Linked DNA regions of Homo sapiens: region 1 is linked to region 2. Evidence: read pairs that join two places in POLR2A ChIA-PET (ENCODE). Cell type or tissue: PC-3. All regions are shown on one strand. Links, peaks and the distances in the headings refer to the core of each region. The heading gives the core; the rest is flanking DNA.

What was found. ChIA-PET counts read pairs that join two places held together with the same protein. Peaks named below come from ENCODE experiments on the same cell type or tissue, not always from the same donor. Only the 100,000 strongest peaks of a DNase experiment are listed, where the experiment ranks them.
Region 1: POLR2A ChIA-PET joins it to region 2 with 6 read pairs; 3 of 35 experiments call an interaction of 5 or more read pairs at or near these places.

What each region holds. Positions count from the first base shown.
Region 1 is chr5:149,055,019-149,059,423 of GRCh38, reverse strand. All of the region lies in intron 1 of SH3TC2 (SH3 domain and tetratricopeptide repeats 2), which reads left to right. It also overlaps the pseudogene RNU6-732P. Among named protein-coding and RNA genes, the nearest start is that of MIR584, 5.2 kb to the left of the region's middle. In PC-3, for the core only: no CTCF peak of the experiment used is centred there; a DNase peak (open chromatin) is centred at 2,613; H3K27ac peaks cover 1,349 bases.
Region 2 is chr5:148,985,316-148,989,720 of GRCh38, reverse strand. It overlaps SH3TC2 (SH3 domain and tetratricopeptide repeats 2), which reads left to right. Exons shown (of 17, transcript NM_024577.4): 17 at 1-4,405. Among named protein-coding and RNA genes, the nearest start is that of MIR584, 75 kb to the left of the region's middle. In PC-3, for the core only: no CTCF peak of the experiment used is centred there; a DNase peak (open chromatin) is centred at 1,990; H3K27ac peaks cover 2,974 bases.

The DNA.
Region 1 (4,405 bases), core at 248-4,247, 70 kb before region 2:
TGGGTAGGAGCAAAGAGAGGCTGAGAGAGGAGAAATGAAGGTGAATTCTCATTTTCGGCAAGTTGTTGTGAGATGTTTCCCTGATCAGAGGCCCGAGACTTTAGAGTTCTGAGGTCAGGTTAATGTAGAGAAAATGGCAAGGTCCCTACCCATTCCTACCCATTGATTTGGATGGCCTCTGGCGCTTTTGTTAATTTGCTGTGTGATCTCAGTAAAATCATGACTCCTCTCTGGGCCTTTAGTTTCTCAACAGTAAAATTGGGAGTGGAGCTAGGTGATCTTTTAAATCCCTTCCTTCATTCATTTTCTGCAATTCTTGCCTCTTCCCCATGTTTATCCCTCATATTCAATATGTCAAGATGCCTTCTCTTTTCTTGTTTAAAAATATAGCCTCATTCACTCTATGCCCTCACTTCTCATTGCCAGGGCCACAGCCCACATTCTTACACTCACCTCCCTGGATTTTCACAGCACCTCTTCAGCTGGTCTCTCTGCCTATTGTGCTTTTCTCTCCTTATCCTTCCCAGGTTACCCAAGTAGAATTTTCACTTTTGTTATGCCATTGCCATGCTCAAGAATATTTCACACCTCACCATCGCTTACTGTATCCATTCTAAACACCCCTGCCTGCCTTAAAGTGCTCTGCCATCTTGAACCTACCATACTTATCCATTTTAGTCCCACAACTACCCACCTCCCCAGCATGCGCAGGCTGGCTTCTAGCATCCCATGTATGTACAAAGCTCATTCCCACCCCATCCTGCTTTCCTCCCACTTACATACATCTGCTAAGAACACAAAAAGCAAGCCATCAACTGGGGAGTAATATCCAGAACAAGTATATTAAAAAAAAAAAAGCTCTTTCAACTCAATAATGATAAGATAAATAACCCAATAACAATTGCAAAATGTTGGAATGGACACTTCCATATAAAAAGTATGTAGATGACTAATAAGCATGTGAAAAAGTGATTAACATCGTAAGTCATTAGGGAAATGCACATTGAAACAATCAGATAAAATGGCCTACCTACTTAGAATGGCCCAAATTAAAAAGACTGATAACATCAAGTGTTAGTGAGGATGTGGAGCAACTAGAACTCTCACACATTGCTGGTGGGAATACAAAATGTTACAGCCTCTTTGGAAAACAGTTTGGCAGTTTACAAATAAATCTCAGTGTTTTTCTGAATTGAGGGTTAGTAACTTTTTCTGATCAATAATAATAAAAATAAAACTAGCTTATATCAAAAGCAATTTATTGATTAATAACTGAAAATCTAGGTTTTTTTCTTCAGATATTGCTAAATCAAGGTGTTCAGATGATGTTATCAGAAAGCTATCTTTCCTAAGCTCTGTTTTTATGGGTTGGACTCAATGTCAGGTGGGCTTTCTCCTTGTGGTGGGTGCCACAGCTCCAGGCTGTCATATTCATAGCTTCTAGTCCAGTGAAAAGAAATCACTAAGTGTGCTGATGAGGGTCCTAGAACTAATTCTCATTGGCTTAACTTTGATCATGTGGCCATGGCACTGCATAACCCAGTTGGATTATGCCTGAATTATGTGCTCACTTTTGGAGCTAGGGAGAGAGTCAGCTCCATATAGACTACATAGACTGGGTTCACATGGGTCACATGGCTAATGAAGAAGCCAGGGTTTGAGTCCAGGACTGTCTGATTGCCACTTGTTCTTAGCCACTTCTCTACCTGCCTTCAGTGTTAGAAAACAAATGCATACCGATCACAGAATATTTGAAAAATAGAGAGCTTGCTTTGGCAGCATGTATGCTAAAATCGGAAGGATACAGAGAAGATTAGCATGGCCCCTGTGCAAGGATGACATGCAAATTTGTGAAGTGTTCCATATTTTTGAATAGATAATGAATGGATGCTGGGCTAAATACCTAGGTGATGGGATGATCTGTGCAGCAAATCACCAGGGCACACGTTTACCTATATAATAAACCTGCATATCCTGCACAGGTACCCCTGAACTTAAAATAAAAGTTGAAGAAAAACTAAAAGAAGGATGGAGGAGGGACTTTATCATTCAAAAATATCAATGTCATCAGAGAAAAAAAAAGTCATAAAAAAAGCGTATGGAAATGTTCCCAATGAAAGCAGGCTAAAGACATTTGACAACTAAATGTAGTACTGACCCTAGACTGCATTCTATACTGAAGAAGAAAAGAAGATAAAAAGGATATTACTGATATTACTGGGGCAATTGACAAAGCTGGAATTTAAATAGTAGATTAAAGTATTAATATTAAAACAATTGTTAATCAGCAGCCTGTATTATTAGCAGATTGTGTTGTCTTTAACATACAAAACTTTTATTTTTCAAAAAATTAATATTTCAGTTAAATAATATTTAAATGTGCCTATAAAAAAAGAAAAATTAGAATTTTGGAAAGTAGATGAAAGTATCAAAAAGATTGTTAAAATGACTCAGCAATAACTACCATAGACCTTTTGGTTTATTTTCTTTCAGTTATAAAAATCATACATTTTTTTCGAAGGTAATTTATTCTATATGACAGTTTTTTGTTGCCTTGAATCATCTCTGGTTCTTTTCCAAGGCCCAGCTCAAGTTTTCAAACTTCTTCATGTTGAAATATAACACCATGTGTAAAAGAATGCTGTAAACGGTCAATCCATGTGTAACTATTAGCTGTTTTTCCTATTATAGAATGCATTCTAATTTTCCAGCTTCCTTATTGTTTCTCAGAGAGGTGCCCTTCTGGCTCATGGGATCCGAGGCCTCTGGTGAATTGGCTTGAGCATTCTCACACTCTAGAAGACATCAGAAATACCCAAAGTGCTAATTAAAAACACACACCTCAGAACTCTACTCCTAGATATTTCAAGGTAGAGTAAGTAGAGAGGGGCTCCAGGAATATTATAAAATTCAGCTTTTCATAAAAATGTACCATTAACACATATACACCATAGAATACTATACAGCCATAAAAAAGAATGAGAGCATGTCTTTCATGAGACATGGATGGAGCTGGAGGCCATTATTCTTAGCAAACTAATGCAGGAACAGAAAACAAAATGCCACATGTTCTCACTTATAAGTGGGAGCTAAATGATAAGAACTTATAAACACAAAGAGGAAAACAACAGACACTGGGATCTACTTGAGGGTGGAGGTTGGGAGGAGGGAGAGAAGCAGAAAAGATCACTATTGGGTACTGAGCTTCATACCTGGCTGATGAAATAATCTGTATAACAAACCTCCATGATATAAGTTTACCTAAGAACCAAACCTTCACATGTACCCCGAAACCTAAAATAAAAGTTAAAAAAAAAAGAATGTTGAGGTCAGTAAAGGCTTTAAGAGGATTAAAAAAAATTTACCATTTATATAGAATTGTGCATGAAATCATGTGTACAGTGTGGTGACTTTTCACAAGTGAATATACTCATCGATATTGTTTTATACAGTGGCAATTCATTCATTCTCATTGTTGTATTGGATTTATTTATTTATTTAATTTTTGGGGGATGGGTCTTGCTATGTTGTCCAGGCTGGGCTTGAACTCCTGGGCTGAAACGATCCTCTAGACTCGGCCTCCCAAATAGCTGAGATTGCAGGCATGTGCCACCATGCCCGGTTTGCTGTGTTAAGATTTAATTATATATTATATATACATCATTTACTTGTCCATTCTAGTGTAAATTGACATTTGAATTGTAGCCAAGTTTGGGTTCTTATAAATAGTGCTGTTCTGAATATTTTAGTGGATGTCTTTTGGTCTTAGTGCATGCATATTTTCAGCTTGAATTGACACTGTCAGCTTTCCAAGGATAGAACTTCAGTTTATCTTCACACTTGCAGTATATTCTAGTTGCAGTATATTCTAGGTATTCTACTTGCTCTATATCCTCACAAACACTTGGCTTTATCTGTCTTTTTTTTTTCATTTTAGCCAGTCTGTGTAGTTGTGTTCCATTGTGGTTTTAATTTTCATTTCCCTGATGAGGTGAAACAATTTTCATATATTTATTAGCTGTTTGAATATTGTCATTGGTGAAAAGTTTATTCAAGCCTTTTGCCCATTTTTCTGGTGGGCTGGCTACCTATTTCTCAAAGATTTTTGGCATTCCTTATATATTCTATGTTTGAATTATTTGATAACTATACATACGTATGATCAATATTTTCTTGTACTCTGTCACTTGCTTTTCAGTCTCTTAATTGCATCTTTTGATTAATAGAAGTTTCTAATTTTAATGTATTACTATTTATCCATTATTCCTTTTGAGGGTAGCACTTTTTCCATCCTGTTTAGGAAATCACTGTCAACATCAAGTCATGCAGATATTCTTCTATATTTTCTATAAGTTTTTTTTTGCATAGATATCTTTTTAAAAACAATTATCTAAAAAATTCTGAT
Region 2 (4,405 bases), core at 100-4,099:
TGGTTCCAGTATTCATGTTCTGGAAGAATGGCATAAGATTTTATCAGACTGTTTTATTATCAGTGCAAACCGGACAATACAGAATTGTACCAACATCTGCAGCAATATACATAGGTGGTCTGAAAATGTCAACACTTTGCAATCCCCAAAACTCACATGTAAGTCCTTCCTTCAGAGTGATTTTCCAAGGTACACAGTTCTGCTGACCAAGGTATAGCTCCTGCCAAAGGATTCAACAACTACAATGTGATTTCTGGATGTGAATGAATTCAGATATTCCTCAGCCATATTTATGCTGGTTAAGGTAGACCTAGGTTCAAATCTTGTCTCAAAGTGCTTAGTATCTGTGTAGCATTAACAAATCACTTTATCTTTCTGAGCTATGGCTCTTTCAACTGTAAAATGGGGATAATAAATACCTATATAGCAAAGTTATTGTAAAATTAATGAATTAATATGTCTAAAGCAGTTAGCATGGTGGCTGGAATGTAATAGGTCGTTAATAGATTATGGCTATTTTTAAAACCCATGACTTGAGCCTGTAATCTTGGAAAAAAGACTCAAAAAGGGAATTCAATGACTCCAAAAGGAACTCAAGGAAATATAAAGAAAATACGTTAAAAAACAATGACAATAGCAAATTCTTCCACAATCCAAGACATTGTTTTGTGTGTGTTGTGTGTGTTATATGAGTGTGTGGTTGGTGGTTGTTTTTTTATTTCCTTCATGTCTGGGCTCAGTAGGGCACAACTAGACCAGATAAGGGAAACATTTTGAGTGAGAGAGAAGGTTGCTTGCAAATGACATCTCAAATCCAAAGAAGAAAGCAAAGTGATAACCCTTAAACATTAAAGTTATGGGGATCGTGTTTTTGAACCATGAGGTGGAACAAGTGACATAACAAACCACCCCAAAAGTTTCTGATTTAAAACAGCTTATCATCATCTGTTGGTCTGATGGATTGACTGGGCTCACCCGGGCAATTCTCGCTTGGGTTCTCTACTGTTGTTGCAGTCCAATAGTGGCCAGAGCTGGAGTCATCAAAGGCTCCTCTGGGCTGGGCATCGAAGATGGCTTCCTCACGGGGCTAACAGTTGATGCTTGCAGTTGGTTGGGAGCTCAGCTGGGGCTGTGATCAACTGGAGCCGTGAGCCATGTCGACTCCATGTGGCTTGGCCGTCTTACAGCATGGTGGCTGGTTCCAAGAGAGTGCATTCCAAGAGCTAGCATTCCAGGAGATTAAACGGGGAGCTGCAAAGCTTCCTATGACCTGGCCTCAGAAGTCACACAGTGTCACATCTGCTATATTTTATTGGTTATACAAAGCCAGCCTAGAGCTGGTATAGGAGGGGATTACTCAATGGCATGAGCACTGGGAAGCCTGGTTCACTTGGGGCTATCTTGGGGACTAGATAGTAAGGCAGCTTTACAAGACCAGATAACATTCCCATCTGGGGTAGGATTTTTGATAATGATTTTCATGTCCATGGGAGAAGGAGTAAAGATGCTTTGTTACCCACTTTTCATAAAATCTAGCTTGTTCTCTTGAATCTTCCACCACTCAACTTCTAGCCTGTGTGCATAGAGTTTTTATTACCCAGTAAGGCCAAAAGAACCCAGCCTTGTCCTTAAGACATGCAGGAAAAATATTAGGTAAGTCACCTTCTCTGTCTCCAAGTGGGCAGATGATATGACTCTCTGTCCTTGGCCAGAGGAGGTGCAACAGCATTCTCGGCACTTCCTTGTGGGTATCTGGAGAAGTGGCCAAAGTGGAGATGGCTCACCTTTAGGTGCACTCACTATGTAAGCTTACTCTGGGCCACAGAGTGGAGATTTTCAGATGAGAAGTTTCATGATCTAAAGAACACACACACACACACACACACACACACACACACACACACACACACAGATTTTGAATGAGGCCTCGAGTGAGGACATGACTTGGTGAGCTTCCCATGCTTGTTAAGTGGTGGGAGAGTGACCACAGCTTTGTTCTTCTCAGTCTTAATCTGATGATCTTCACTGAATCACTCCACCACACTCGTTATAAGGTTTCCCTTTGTTTCTGTAGTCATTCCTGGCACTTAGTTATTTCAGTGTTTATATATAGTGAGACTCTTTGAAAATGCTATAGGTGAGAAACCCAGCCAAATATGTGGAAGTCTTATGGAATATGCCCAAGACTATAGATGTAAAGACCATGCAGGTCTGCTGTGGGATAGAAATGTTAGCTGGAAGCTCAGCCTGATCTCTCATGAATAAGGCCTGGGAGAGTTTCAACACCTTATCTCCTCAAGTTTACTTACATACTCAATAAATAGTTGTTAGATTCCTTCTATGTGCCTGGCACTGCCCCAGGCTGTAGCAATAGATCAATGAAAAAAACTTATAAAGTTCTTGTCCTCTTGGCACTTGCAATCCAATGAGAATATTCCTGAACATTCCCAATGGTGACAGATAGAACCAATCTTTGTTCAGAACAAAGACCATTGGCAAAAATGTGCTTTTTCTCCTCTCCCCACAGAGGGGTTACAGTGGTTAAAATAATTTAAATCAAATTAAATTTAGAAGCATTTGATTTACACATTTCTTCTAAAGTGTGAGACTAATAAGATGATTTTGGAATGGATCTAAAATAAAGAATTTCAGATTAGAGAATTAAGCACAATGAACTACCATGAAATACATTAGCTGGGGAATTAATATTTCATTTTCCAAAAATCATTTTAGAAACAATAGCTCCCTGGCATTGAACTGGAGTCTTTGAAAACTCTGCCTCTCCTTGGAATTCTTGATATGACCTCATATTATTGCATTGTTAAATAATCTCAGCATTTTTTGGGTGTAACTGTTTTAACAAGTTAACACTTGATGCTGTTTATACAACGTGTCCCTTGGAGGAGCAAGACAGAACAGGACTGGGAGATTACAGCATGGGAATGGGATTTAGGCTCGTCACATTTGGTTGACTGAGCAATTCTTATGCTCTGATTTGGCTTATTATGATGCCTACAAGTCACCCTAACAAGTGGCTTAATAATTTGTCAAAAAAGGTATCTGTCATGTACTCAAACCTGTTGTGTATGAATAATCTAATTGAAGTTCACTTTTAAAATGATAATTCAACAAGCATTTATTAAGAACTTACTGCATTCTAAGCAATGTAGTTGATGGAGGTTGCTACCCTGGCAGATCTTAACTCACAAAGGGTCAGAGAAACAGCAGAAAAATGAGTGCTATGATAAAAGTAAGACAAGGAGATGTAATAGGGAGTGAGTGGGGTTACCTTGGCTTTCCAGGGCTTCCGTTTTCTCACTAAGTCTATCATTTAGAGCTGGGACCTAATGGAAGATCTCTAAGGTTCTTTTAGTTCTAACATTTAGTAATCACATGATTTGTGCTATTAGGTTTTTAGAACAGTCACTAGCAATGTCTGTTTTTTAATTAGCACAATATTTAATTGCTTTCTGATTTCAGATACATTTTTTTTCTCTTGTTCTTACAAAAACCCTGCAGAGATGAAGAAGCTGTGGTTTAAGGCAGTTATGTAACATACCCAAGTTCACACGGGCAGTAAAATAGGCTATTAAGCAGGGCCTTAGTGAGTGAAAATTGATTATAATTGGATCAAAACAGCCTTACTTAAAGAAGTTGAACTAATGAGTTCTAATTTCCTTTTAAACACCAAGATTCTGCATTTATGTGTTTTTCAAAAATCACCCTAGAGATGATACTCTGTAAGTCTCATGTCAGAAAAATGATCGAGTGGTATCTATAGGTTACTTTGCTCCCAGCACAGACATGAAGTCTTTTGAGCCCTAATGGAGATATGATAGTGGGCCAAATCTATATAAAAATGACATTCCACACATTGAAAAATAAAAGTGGCTATTGCTGCTGGGAATGCAAAATGAAACAGCTGTTTTGGAAAATGCTTTGATAGTTTCTTATAAATTAAACATACACTTACAAAGTGATCCAGAATTGCTACTCCTAGGTATTTATATCAAAGAAATGAAAACTTATGTATACAAAAGCCTATACACAAATGTTTAGAGTGGATTTATTCATAGTTGCCAGAAATTGGAACAACCCAATGTCTTCAAACTGGGAAATGGATAAACAAACTATGGTGTATTCATACAGTGGAATACTACTCAGTAATAAAAAGAAATGAGCACCCAATACATGCAACAACTTGGAGTTACATCAAATGCATTATGCTAATTAGAGGAAGTCAGACTTAAAATGCTACATACTGTATATAATCCATATGGCATTTTAAAAACTACAGGATCAGCAAACAGATCTGTGCTGTGAGTTGGAGGAAGAATTGATGAAAAAAGACACAAGAAAATTGTTTGAAGTGATGGAGCTGTTCTATATCTTGATTGTAGTAGTG